Linked DNA regions of Mus musculus: region 2 is linked to region 1. Evidence: chromatin contacts called from ENCODE Hi-C or POLR2A ChIA-PET data. All regions are on one chromosome and are shown on one strand. The core of a region is the stretch at or near the end of the contact, and the rest is flanking DNA. Distances in the headings are between cores, read along the strand shown.

Region 1 (6,947 bases), core at 3,048-5,547:
CTGTCTTAATCCCTATATGCTCTCTTTGTCCACGATACAAGGAGGGAGGCTAAGACTACGGTGAATCAGTCCCTGTCTGCTGAACAAACAGGACGAACTCAGAGCACCAGATCTGAGGAGTTTGGTTCTGAAGTAGATCTGGATTGGATCTAGGCTCTGTCCCTCACTAGCATCAGTGACTTCAGACACTCTCTGAGCTTGTTATTGGGAAAAGTTCCATGTCACATAACGTCTGTACCCTACCCGGTACATGCACTACGCCTCCGTTAGGTAGCTAACCGAGAGAAAAGACCTTGAATTATAACAGCATGGAAACACAAGTAAAGACCGAGAGGAAATGGCAAGGCAAGCATGAGATACACAAGGGCGTCTGAGCTGTCAGATGGAGGATGAATGAGCTGGCCTGGCAATCTCTGCTTCTCATCTGATCTCCTGCTGATTCCATCTTATTCACTTTAGAGTCCAGCAGACGAGTGTAAGTTTTAATGTATCCATGCCTTACTCCATAGGTAATCTGGCAAATCAAGGCCTTAATAACCCTGTGTCTTCTGCTTCCAAGTCCCACTTGATCTATGACCTTCACTATCTTCCATTTCATTCTTCTACATTGGATAACCAAGCTAGAGAACAGAGCTGTTCTGTGAGCTATGACAATGGTGCTACGGCAATGAACAGAACAAAATTACTCTAGGGACTGAAGTCGGGTGCAGGGAAATTACAAATTAATAAATATAACACAAATCAGGGGTTTCCAAGTTGCCTTTTGATAAAAGCTAAGTAGATAACATCCCCTGCAGATGCACGTGGGACCCCGCAGTCACAATGCAATCAACTTCCTCTCTAGAGAACAGGAGAGCTTCTGAATTTGATCCCCTACCCAAAAACTGGGGGTAGGACACTTCCCCTAGTCGGCCTTTGATGTTCTCAATACCCGCATGTTAACTCGGAGTGCTGGGTCAGGAAGGCACTTTCTTTACAAAACAGAAGTACTCATGTAATAACACAGTGATATTTGGTTAGGAAAAAAACCAAGTGATCAAAACATGCTAGCTTCTCATTAACTATTTCACTAAATAAACCATGTCTAAAATTGTATCCTCCCAAGTGGCAGAGGGTAGAAAGAGATGAAAGATATGTATAAAAGCCACAGGCCAAGGTACACTGTACTGAGCAAGCACAGTTGCTGGGTCATTCTACAGGGTGTTTTGGAACCTGGCTTCCTTTATTAAGCCAACTGTTGTGGACTTAAGGAAATCGTATTGATCCCCAGCCAGCAATGACATCCACTAGCACAAGAATTGTATCTGTGTTTTCTACCATAAACAGGTGTGTTGAAGATGGATCAAGATACTCTTACCTGGTCTAAGTACTGAGGGAGGAGTTCAGCCAAGATCTTGGCCGTGTTTTCACTGAGTTCTGAGGGCTTAACAATGGCAGCATTTCCTAAATAAAGCAAATAGCACAATGACATCATCCAGGACTTGAGTAACTTTGATAGCTACCCCATGTACAGGTCCAGGCTAAGTTTCACTTATTTTTGCAGCTCTTAGGTCTGCCCCCCAACCCCCCAGATCTCCTGTCCTCTTTCTGTTCATGTTTTCCTTCTCAAGTGCTAACCCGTTAGCTCTCAGCATCTCACTGACAACAGGATCTGCCAGTTCCTCACAGTCCCCCAGATTTCTATCTCTTTCTTTGTAGCTCTGCCTGGAGGGTTTCCTCTCTGCTCAGACTCATTGAGCTAACAGGCTAGGTCAACATAAGCGTTGATCTGGAACTTCCACCTGTTGGGATTCACTGGACACTCTAGCTAGCATTACGCCCAATACCTTCATGTAAATAAAGAAACTGGTCAGACTTGGATTTTAGACTGGTTTGTGTAAAGACGGAGGCCAGTAAACTGAAACCACATTAGAATATGAATGCCTGACTCCAAAGACTTGGGACTACTGACTCAATCAGATGCCTCTGAGTCTCACAGATTCATGCCCCCCGTACTTCAGTAGTCATGGAAAACTTCAACTTCTCAGCAGCACTCATCCACGTACATACACGAATGGATTCTCAATAAATTGCTGCTGCCGACCACTAGAGAAAATGTATTCTAGACACTTACAAACACTAAGACAAAATACAACTCTCGACCAAGGAATAAAGACACCACAGCTGGCGCCAGACCTGCAGCAATGGCTCCCACCAGCGGTTGCATGGTAAGAACGAAAGGGTAATTCCAAGCTCCAATAATCAGTACGACTCCCAGAGGCTCGGGCTGAACGTAGGCCTCATCCATCATGGTTAGCAGGTTCTTCTTAGCCGGTCTCGCAGAAGCCAATTCAGGAAGATTCCCCAACATAAAATCAATCTCTCCAAGGATGGTAATGACTTCATGACTGTATGCATTGAGTTCACTCTGGAAGAGAAGGTCAGTTACTCTTACACAAACTGTGTAATACTTGGCTTAGGACAGCGGTTCTCACTCTGTGGATTGTGACTCTCACAGGGGTCTCGTATCAGACATTTTACATTATGATTCATAACAACAGCAAAATTACAGTGATGAAGAAGCAATGAAAATAATTTTATGTTTGGAGGTCACCACAACTGTTTGGAGGGTGGCTGCATTAGAAGGTTGAGAACCACTAACTTAGGATGTCACAACGCTCAGACCAAGTATACTTGCAGTGACAACTGGTATTATTAGACACCACCCCCTCCCCCGGTTTGCTATCAGATTTTTTTTTTTATTTCCAAGTTCTCAATAAGGCACACCCTGGATACTCAGGATGATTCTTCCTCTCTAATACATTCAGAGCCTCTAACGTCTTCACTACCGATCCAAGCCTTTTAAAATAGGGTTAAAAATGATCCCTTTCAGCATCACCTCCCGATTAATAACAGCCTCCCGAAGTCACGATGTAGGTACCGTGGCAACTTTGCTTTTGAGCAGCATCTTGATACTTCATCCTTAACGCACTGGTTTATAACCAGAGTCACACCTGCATATGTTCTACTTTGGAGCCAGATTTTAAATTCTGGACTTAATATATTTTCTTCAGGAACGCTATGTATGAACAAACATACACAAACTATCTGATGTTTGAGGAGTGGATGATTCACAGAGTTTTAATATTCACTATCCTATCTTGTTTACTAATTACCACAGCCCCTCTTTACCAGAAGTACTCTGAAGGAAGGTTTCTAGATTCTACTACAACTACTGTTACCACTTTTTGAAGCAGTCTTTGATTGAAAATCTGAAAATAGAGGTCTTACCATGCCTGGAATACAGATAGAAAGTAAAAGGGAGAAATAATATTACTAGAGAGTACAACAGACCATAGTTGTACCTTGAACACTACTTAAAACCTTGGTACTCAAAGCTTGCTTCTAAACAGGCCATATGTTATCACCTGGGCCCTCATTAGAAATCTCAGACACAGTCTCACGAGGACTAAGTCAGGATTTGTATTTTATCAGGTCCCCAGGGTGATTGTCTGTATACTGGAGGTCAATCATGTATATGATTAATGTCACACAAAGTCATATGGGGAATTTCAGTGCTGAAGATTATAGGAAATAAAAAGAACTGTCAACAAAAAGAAACCATTCTTTTAACGTCATGAAATAAAGACAGGGAGTGAAATAGCTGAAACCTACCAAGCAGACAAACTACTGAGATCCAGCCTATCCAGAGTTAACTGCACATTGTAAGGAAAGAGACTATGAACGCAGCAGAAATGGGCAAGGCTATACAGAGCGTTCGCAGACGAGAAATTGCCGGCGCCAAGTAAAGTATGCACTTCAATATGAGTGCAAATACAACAGTTTGGGCTCTAAGCGGGGCTGGAGAGTCCAGAGTCCAGGGTACTCTGCTTCCTCTTAACTGCTGGATAAACAAAACCAAACAACCTGCTACAGAGAAGGAATAAGGTGGCTCATCGGGCCCCTCCCACCCTGTGGAGGCTCACTTTGCTCAGGTCTGCCGCGATGGCTGCTAAGATTTCCTTCTCGCGCTCTTGCACCATCCTCCGCAGGGCCTCAAGCTGCTGCAATCGGAAGCGCAGCGGCCGAGATCGGCCGGACCGGAACGCCTGGCGAAGCCGTAGGACCTGGCGCTCCATGGCCGGGCCTGAGGAGAACGCGGAGCGAGGCAGGTGAGGGAGCACAGTACCAGTAAGGAGCTGCTATGGATGATGCCACAGCTCACTGCCACTTTCCGCTGCTGGGTCCTATCCGCCTACTGGCCTAGACCCGGCCCGGGTGTGGGCCAAACCCCAGCACTTCCCTGCTAACGACAAAGTGCGCACTCATTGGCTGAGCTGCTGCACGTGACTATGAGGCCCCGCCCCTTACCTCTAATCTAGCCGCGGGATTGCGGTCCCCGGGCGCCGGGTGTGTAGGTGCAATTTTTGGCACGCGAAGACGCGGAAGAAGTCCTTCTGGCTTCAGAAAAGAGCCAAGCGTCCTCTAGGAGGAGGAACTGAGGCCCGAGGGTGCTCACCCGGCCGGAAGTAGTCTCCCTTCGCCTGCAGTGCCTCAGATTCAGAGGCAAAGTCGCTGGGCCTGGGTAGGGCGGGCCTGGGTGGGGCGGGCCGGGTGACGCACGCGAAGGAGGTGAATCCAGTGTATACACACACACACACACACACACACACAAGCATTGTCATCGCCCACACTGATTTTCAATCCTCTCTACTGCGTACCATCCAAGGTTTTTTCCCAAATTTCCTCTCCAGGCTAATTAGCAATGGTTGACTTTCGTACCCATCTGGGGCTGCTCAGCGACGGCGGTCACTTTGTGTTGTCCTTCCCATCTTCTGGAAACATTTCCGCTTCCCTTCCTTGGCGTTCCCTAGGTTTTCCATCTCTGGATTTCTCCCTTTTCTGACCCATTAAAGTATTCAAATGTCTGGGACTAAGTTCTCTCCGCGCAGTCACTCATCTAATTCTACCAGTAGAGAGCAGAGAAGGCTCTCACCCAATCTTTCCTTGGACTCCCAAGGACACATTTAAATGCTAATCTCTATTTACACTTATAATGGACTTCTTATAGTTAATTTCATTAGAACTTTTTATTATTCTTCAGCAAACAACTCATACTTCCTACAGTGTTCCCTGTCTCTTTGACTTGATCTTCAAAATATATGTTGAGCCCAATAATGAGTGGTTCAAACCATACTACATATCTACTATATATAGCAATAGCACTCTAATAGGCTGCTTGCTTGATTGGTTGGCGACTATGAATCTGTTACTTCTTAGCTCTGTACTTACCGTTTTACACTCTGTAGTTCAGGAGCCCAGAGTAGGTTCTCCTCCCTCCTTGGCCTCCCAGGAAGTTCTGCCAGAGGAAGAAAGTAAGGAAGGAAGGAAGGACAGACTACCAGGACACTAAAGATTTCTGTTTCCCCATGGACTCAGTAGTGTGGCAGGTGCTGGCATTTCTATCGTGGAAGGAGAGTCAGTATATTCCTGCCTCTAGGAATTTCTTGGACAAGGTGGCTCCTAGTCCTAGAGGATGACAGTCACAGTGTCTCCAAATGGCACAGAAGTGGGCAGTACTGCAATGAGTTTCAGCTGAGATTCATTGGAGCAGTTTCTGATCTTTGAGACCATCCGCCCCACTCCACCCCCATGCTTCCTTCATTATTCCTGAAATCCTTCCTGCATGAAGTAACTGGGTGGGTTTGACTAGTTCCCCTTCAGCGTCACTGATACATTCAGAATGTACGGTGACCTTTATTAGTCAGTCCCTCTCTCAAAACTCTCCAGAGAATAAAATTCAAAGCCCATATAATCCTCTATAAGCCTATAAGTCTTGGCCTCTGGATGTGCCTCTTCTTATAGGATTTGCCCACGTAATGAGTTTTAGCCAGAGTGGCTTCCTTGCTGTTCACTGAACACTTGGGCACATTGCTATCCCAGGGCTTTTTTGGCATTCTGTGTCCTCTGTCTAGAGTGTCCAGCTAACTTCCCCAACTTTGTAGCTTTCACAATGGCCGGTGAGTTGAGGCTTATCTGAGGCGCTTCTTGGTGAAGCAAGACCACCCCACCCTTCACCTCTGCTTTGCCCTTACTGAAGCAAGCCAAAACAAGCTGCACAGCTTTCTCTTTGAAGGTTTCATGGTTGAAGCTGGTGGACTGCAGCTGAGAAAGTGTAAGAGGAGCAGGCTTCTCTGTTACAAAACCAATCAGGACCCTGCACCCTCCAACTCAGAATCACCTGTACTGAGCAAGCCCGCTGCTGAGGGTCAAAATCTAGCACTGTGTGGCAATGTTTAAATTAGCTCAGAGTTCACCTTAGGAGTGTGCTTGGTTATCTTTTCTTATCTGACCTGAGAGTGACCAATTTTAAACTCTTGAGTTAATAAGCATTGTGTGAGTATGAGCTATAGAAGATAAATTGAGGCGTGTTCTATGACATATAAGTCGTAGAATTCTAGTGTGAACTAGAACAGGAATCTATATTACCTAGGGCAAGTTGATCAGAGTGGCAACAAAGCTGCTTTTCTTCCCGAGAACGAAACTGAGGGCTGCCTTAAGAATATACCAGCATGGTGATGAACATCTTTAATCCCAACACTTGAGAGGAAGAGGCTGGTGGATCTCTGTGATTTTAAGGCCAGCCTGGTTTGCATAGAGAATTCCTGGGCAGCTAATTTTATGTAGTTAGACCTTGTCCCAGAGAACAAACAAACAGAAATATTGTGCATAATCACTGAAAGTTTGACTCTTCATTGTCTCTTGAATATTTTCCTTATTGGAGAAATCAGTTGTCTTGGGTTTTTTATTACAGTGATAAAACACCGTAACCAAAGCAGCTTGGGGTGGAAAGAGTTTATTTCATCTTACAATTCCACATCACAGTCTTATCAGTGAGGAAAGTCACGACAGGAACTCAAAACAAGACAGGAAGCTAGAGGCAGAAACTGATGCAGAGGCCATGAAGG
Region 2 (6,947 bases), core at 2,429-4,928, 34 kb after region 1:
AAAAGAACCGGCACGTTTCCATGCTTGTGCGGGCAATGGCCGGCCTATTATCTTGTGGAGACTCTGACTCAGAACTTCAAAATCTCCACCCAGCTCACTAGGTTCCCACTCATGGGTTGCTACCACGCCAGCCCCGTGCTTCAATACCCCCGCGGCCTTTGAGGTGCACATCAGGTAAACCCATGCTTTGCTGCTGTACCTTTCTCTCTGGAACTGAGAGAAGAAAAACACCGCACAAACTTAGTTCAGAAACAAGGATAACCTGGAAGTCCCTCTTACTCCCCCAGTGATTGCCTCCTTTATTCACTAGGGGATTGGTTCACAAGAAGTCACCTGAGTGTGTGACTCACTCCTTGTCTGCAACTCCTCCCAGGAGAGCAGAATTAGCATCAAAATGCAAACAGCCCCAGGCCCATGCACAGCATCCCACCACCTCTTTATCTGCGAAACTATGTGGATGATATTGCTAAGTTTGACTCTGGACTTGAGGAAACAAACACAAGTTGGAAGCTTAGCTTGGTAGGTTCTTCCACTGGGAGGAGAGGAAAGCAACTAGGGTTGGCAACCATTCTCCAGGGTGCCACGGATCCCTTTTTAGAACCTGTTGGGTTTCCTGAGGGTTATACAAAGAATGAAGGAGTGTGGCTTTGGGCATTTAGGCTTGTAGAGAGAATCTCTTGTGTACTGTGTGGAAGCATCACCTGTCAATAAAAACTGATGGCCAGTAAACTGGGGAAGGATTAGAAGATGGGACACCTGGCAGAGAGAGAGAGAGAGAGACAGACAGAGAGAGAGAGAGAGAGAGAGAGAGAGAGAGAGAGAGAGAGAGAGAGAATGAATTCTGGTAAGCAGCCAGGAATTCTGGTAAGCAGCCAGGTGTGAGAGATTCGTCATGAGGACTCAAAGGAAGTCAGATGTATGAAATGGAGGAAAGGTAACCAGCCACGTGGCACTGTATAAAAGAGTAAATAGTTAACTGAGTTATGAGCTGGCCAGAGAACAAGCCTAGTTTGAGGCAGAGGCATTTATTAATAAATAGCAAGCCTCCAAGTTGTCATTCAGAAACTGGGGCACAGGTGGAAAAGCCCATAGGCTGCATTGAGTGGAAGCCATGATGGCTGTTAGTGCAGGTGATGTCACCAGACAACTGTCAGTGTAGTCCTCTGGGTGGACATTGTGATGCTTCATGGCCACTGATTTGGAAGGCAGACGGCTTCAGCTAGGTACAAAATCAGGGTCATGCTTAATAGTAATCATTTTATGAACACTGAAGAGGCTCCTTTGTCATGGTTAAAATTAATTGGGGGTTTCTACCCGCTTATGATCATTTAGTTCCCAAATAAAAGACAGAGAACTCTTTTTAAAATTTTTTACTAGATATTTTATTTACTTTTTTTGTTTGTTTGTTTTTGGTTTTGTTTTGTTTTTGTTTTTCTTTGAGACAGGGTTTCTCTGTATACCCCTGGCTGTCCTGGAACTCACTCTGTAGACCAGGCTGGCCTTGAACTCAGAAATCTGCCTTCCTCTGCCTTCTGAGTCCTGGGATTAAAGGTGTGTGCCACCATGCCCGGCTATTTACATTTTAAATGTTATCCCCTTTCCTAGTTTCCCCTCCGAAAATCCCCTTCCCTCTCCCCCTGCTCCCCAGCCCACCCACTCCCATTCCTGGCCCTGGCACAGAGAGCTCTTATATTCATAACGAGCCTTAACGGCACTAGAGCTGGGCAGATATCAGCCCTCTATGGTATTTTTGTCTACTTCCCTGTCAATAACCCCGAGTTATAACTTGTTTCACCGGAGCTGCTCTTACTTTGACTGGCTGGCCCTCATGGCCATGTTCCCACAATCCATCTACCACGGCATCTTCTTCCTTTTTCCTCTCTCCTCGTCTCATGGTCTGTGTCTCGGATCCTAAACCTGGCAACCAAAACCCTGCCTCCCTCTCTTCTGCCTAACTACATCCTGTCAGCATCTTTATTTGACCAATAGTTTTAAATTAAGAAGTAAGGTTATATACATAGCAACAGAACAAATCTCAACACCCCTTCCCTCCAGATGGCATCGGGTGAGGGTCATGTGGGTAGATGGGCGGGAGCTGTGTGAATGCTGTGTCATTTCCAGGCCAGCTGGAGAGCCCTAGTGGAGGCATCAGTTGAGCTTTTCAGGCTAATATGAAATTACCCAAATGGGTCTAAGACTCTACCAGGCTTACTATCAAATACCCTGAGAGCCCATGTCCCACTGTATAAAACTGTTTCTGTCTATGAACACTTTAGCTTCATGTCTGGAATGTGGAGAGTCCTGTAACTCCGCTCTACCCCCACAGGTAAGGCCAATTATCTCCACACAGATTCAAAGCGTCAGACATAGTTCCTTCAAAGGTGGAATAGCTCAGAGGTAAATCCAGACACAGGAAAAGTTAGTGTTTTCTAGGGGTTGGGAGAAAAAGGCTTGACCACCATCTTGATAAACTGGGGGTGTCTTTGTAGGTGATGAAATGCTTTGCAACTTGGCAAGGCTATATCTTTGCACTTGTACTGAATGCTGCTGAGGGCCACACTAACAAGTGGTCTAAATTTACCTCGAAATATTTTATCCTATTCCGTAAGGTGGTTATAATATTTTCTATCGTCGCTTTGATGGAGTAAGCCATTTCCCCATAAAACTCACTGTTTATTATGGATTTCTTTATCAGCTTTTCAGAGAGGGCTGATGATCCTGGGTTGTCTTCTGATCCTCAAGAGAGAATCAAATAAGCAAAAGGGAGTGCTGGCTGCCTGGCAGGTGCAGTAGCATTTGCTGAAAACTGTGTGTTAAAGGCTTACTCCCCAGTGCAGGGCTAGGGGAGACCGTGAAACCTTTAAGAGGTGGGGCCTAGTGGAAGGTTGTCCAGTAACTGGGATCCACTAATGGGACTGTGTGAGCCCAGCCTCTTTCTTTTCCCTTGGCTCCAGGTCATAAAGGGAGCTTCTTTTGCTGCTCCAACACAGACTCCCCAAAACAACACTGCAGCTGACCATGGGCTGAAGCTTCCTAAACAAATTAAATGTTGTTTCTTTATCTACTTGTGGGACCATGAAAGACAGCCTGTTTTCTGGTTGAGCTAGGATTAAACCCCAGAGACCCAGCGGGTGTTCCTGCAAGGAAGGAAAGGTGTAGCACCCCCAGACACCAGGCTCCCGACAGGAGGCCCCACCTCCATGATTCTGGGGCCATCAGTAACATAGTGCAATGACCCAAGCTCCTGGTATTCTGTCTGGACTCCACCCCCACAGTTATCTGATAACAGCGAGGTAGGCCTGGCCTACTATATAAGGGACTGCTTGCCCCCTCCTCTCTCTCTTACTCTCTTGCCTCTCTTTCTTGCCCCCTTGCTCCCCCTCTCTCTGCATTCCCTTCTCCCTCTCTCCATTTGTTTATGGCCTGCCTCTACTTCTCTACTCTCTCCCTCTTTCTGCCTTTCTCTGCCTCTACTACCTTCTTAGCTCCCCTCTCCTAACCTCAGACCTGCCTTGAGAAAAGGGGGTACAGTTTCACTCCTCACAACTCTCTGCCATGACAATAAATGCCTTAAAACCATGGACTGCCTCTTTTCATGGGGATCCAACCAAGCCGGAGCAATGGAGCAGGTCTTCTTCTAAAGAGCTGCACCTAATCTCACGCAGGAGGCCCTGTGTTCCCAGCCACAGCTTTCACCAAGCCAAGCAACCCGCTGAGCAAGCCAAGGACTCTCCTCCCAGAGGGACCCAGCTGGAGTGCCTCCCGCCCTTTTCCCGCCCTTTTCCCCGCCCCCGCCCCCCCCCCCGCCCTTTTCCCTTTGGCGCAAGCTAGAGCCAGCCCTGCGGCCCCTACTCCATTCTCAGCTCTTCCATGACATTGAGGGGTGTCTGAGGTGTCCAAGAGCTAAAACCTGCCGTCCCTGTCCCTGGCCTCCATGCGGCCCAGAGACTAGATAGCTGAACACCGCAGTTTCCAGGGGACCTCAGACCGCACCCCCTCACCCCGGGAGTGGGGTCCTGCAGCTTTGTCTTTGTCTGTGGTGGCAGCATGGGGTGTGCACAGTCAAACTTCCTGCGTCCAGGGATGCAGGACCCCATTCTAATCCACATCTGCTGATCACTCTGGGTGAATGGTAGTCATGGAGGCCAAGTAACACTGTGGGCTTTGCACCCCCACCCCTGGGCAACTTGGGGACTGCCTGGTATTCTTTTGTTGTCTTAGTATATAATTTTTTAAAACTTCTATCTTAGATTTGACCACATTTTCTAGAGTAGGCTATAAAAATAGCTTTCCTGGAAAGTGAAACCAAACCAAAGCATTGTGGGAGCCAATGATAAACAAATAAATAAATAAATATGCATTGCAGTTCTAATTAATAAGAAAATTGCCATGAAATTTTGTTTAAAGGTAAAAACCTAAAAGTTACCTTTTTATGATAGCCTTCTGTTCCCAAATATTCTCAGCACACATTTTAGATCTTAGATTTTTATTTTATCAATGCTTCTGTGACACAGTTCCCAGACAGAGCGAGAACAGGTACCTGATAGTCAGCTCGCTCATGGCAAGAACGCAGCAGCAGAGGATGCTGGGGAGAGGAAAGCACACTCACAGTAGAGAAATCATGATAAAGTCATTGGGGAAAAGCTTTCCTACCAGCAGAGCTTCTGGGGGTGGGAGCGAGTGCTCGGAGTGCTCAGTGTTAAGAGTTCTTGCCTAGCTTGAGCTGAGGTCCCGGGGTTCCCTCCCCAGCACCCTCCCCCCCCCCCCACAATCTGGATAGCCATTTATTCATTTATCTGTTCATTCTCCCCTCCCCTCATCCTACAAAGGATGACATCAAACAAGGGCCTTGCACACACTAGGCACATGAGCTGCTCCTTTCGTGACCTGCAGTACGACAGGGCCACAGGGCCATACAGAAGCTTAACCAAGGACAAGCTCACTGGCAGCCTTTCTACCGGCAGTTGAGAGAATGACAAGCTCACAGCCACGCTCAGGATGTGGCACACAAGTATTACCAGTCCACAGACCGGAGACAGTCCTATCTTAGCCACGGTCATTGAAAACTCGCACCACAATCCCTGCTATGAGGACAGCAACAGAAACAGTCAGAGCCATCCCACGATAGAAAACCAGCTGTCTCCCCGTCAAGACCTCCCCAACGGTGGGCACTGCACACTGGCTGTTCTCTTCCACCACCAGCTGGCCGGTCTGACTCTCTGGCCTGATGATATCAGGCAAAATCACTCCATCCATAACTTCTCTTTCCAAGATGGGCAGATCTGTTTGAAGAGAGCAGTTGGGACATTCACTTTGTCATTGTGGTATTAAAAAACGACCCTCAATCATCAGCATTTTTTACATTAAAAATTTTATATTAAAAACACATTTTAACGGGAGAGTTCAGAATTGATCTGACAAATTATGGCTGAGAAAATTTTATTGTCACGAGAACAGGAGCTCGTGAACTCAACCTCTCTGGCCAAACTGCATTTCAGACTTCGTAAAGCAAAACCAGAACTGTAAAGCGAAGAGTCCATTACCTGCTGGCGTGGGTATCAACTCCTTGGTGCTTTTTAGCCCAGCTCGAACTTGTGCCTAAAAACAAGGCTACATAAGTAAATGAAGTGGAAGCCAAGCCAAGATGTAGCTTTTTGTTAAAACTTCAACTTAAGGCTTGTGCTGAAAGACTAGAATCTCAGAAACAGCTTTCTCTGGCCATAAAAATGTCACATGATACTCTAAGAGACAATAATGCCAGAAAATGGCTGTTCTTGTCCCAATGCTCCTCTGGCAGCAATAATGGAAAAACTGAAAGTTTAACGCATTTGCCCTTCTGCTTTTAGTGTCTCCAAACACAAATAAAAGGACCAAGATCTAAAGGTAAATGATACCACCATCTAAAACCTAGTTTACTGACCAAGTCAATATCTATTTTTTCCCCTAAGAACTATTTATGTGTACGGGTGCTTTGTCTGCAAGTATATCTGAGGGCAATGTGCACACAGTACCCATGGAGGCCAGAAGATGACATTGGACCCCCTGGAACTGGTGTTACAGGCAACTGTGAACTACCTTGCAGTGCAGGTGCTGGGAACCAAAGAGGGGTTCTCCGGAAGAGCAGCCAGTTCTCTTAACCACTGAGCCATTTCTCCAGCCCCCTAGTCCATATTCCATATATTCTATTCTCACAACACATCAAGATGAGTTGAAGAAACACACAATCCATCACCATTAGGCAAAGCCAAAGGAATCAGAAAAAGAAAAGAAGACGGCCCAAACTCCTGAGCTCACCTCCTGTCTCTGTAAGAGTCCTTCCTCTTGGCCACCGACCCATCTCACATTAGGCCTCACCACAATGAGATGAGCCCTCAGTCTCTGCCCACACACTCATGTGGGTCACCACCCCAGCCCAAGTGTCCCACAAATCACAAACACTTAACATATTACTTCTTTGTAAGAACAGAACCAAATACATTTTTTTAATTGAAGCCTTAAAAAAAAAGCTAATCAGCAGAAACTATTTTACATAAACACAAAAGTATTTTGAAGCCAATTCCTGTTTTCTTTGTTTTAAGCTGAGTCCTGGTCAGAGGACACCAGCCAACTCTAATTAAGAGGACCTATCTTCCTGTCCCCTTTCACTATCCGCATAGTTACAGTTCATGATTCACTGTCTCAAAACTGATGGGATTTTCTTTATCGACCTTATCAAGCATGGATCAAGTATTGATGCATTTTACAGTGATACAAAGCCTGTTACCTGCTCTGCGACTCTGCTCCAGTTTGTCCTCAGGATGTAGATTAAATAGGAGAAGGCTTGGAAGGAGACACAGACTATCAGTCCAGCCCAGAGGCCTGCGGACACAAAATGAGCACCGGCAGTCAGTTCCAACTCCATGATCATTAAAATCCATTCTCATTAACTCAGGATCAATGGAGCAAAA

What was found. Hi-C counts contacts between places; a loop is a spot of excess contacts on that map. ChIA-PET counts read pairs that join two places held with the same protein, here RNA polymerase II (POLR2A).
Region 2: a map of heart shows a loop between it and region 1 (2.6-fold over the local background). The contact joins the enhancer-like site here to the promoter of Aldh3a2 in region 1. A Hi-C loop is called at or near these places in 3 of 37 maps with a recorded cell type or tissue (all heart). POLR2A ChIA-PET finds 5 or more read pairs at or near these places in 3 of 5 experiments (all embryonic stem cell).

What each region holds. Positions count from the first base shown.
Region 1 is chr11:61,262,889-61,269,835 of GRCm38, forward strand. It overlaps Aldh3a2 (aldehyde dehydrogenase family 3, subfamily A2), which reads right to left and starts at 4,298. Exons shown (of 10, transcript NM_007437.5): 1 at 3,966-4,298; 2 at 2,176-2,407; 3 at 1,358-1,443. The coding sequence starts at 4,118.
Region 2 is chr11:61,297,158-61,304,104 of GRCm38, forward strand. It overlaps Slc47a2 (solute carrier family 47, member 2), which reads right to left. Exons shown (of 17, transcript NM_001033542.2): 15 at 6,764-6,858; 16 at 5,544-5,598; 17 at 4,474-5,282. The coding sequence ends at 5,047. Among named protein-coding and RNA genes, the nearest start is that of Aldh3a2, 33 kb to the left of the region's middle. Within about 2 kb of position 3,679, at least 1 of the 3 ENCODE cell types and tissues checked has a DNase peak (open chromatin) inside an H3K27ac peak, as active enhancers do; it is heart, where a contact is called at or near this core.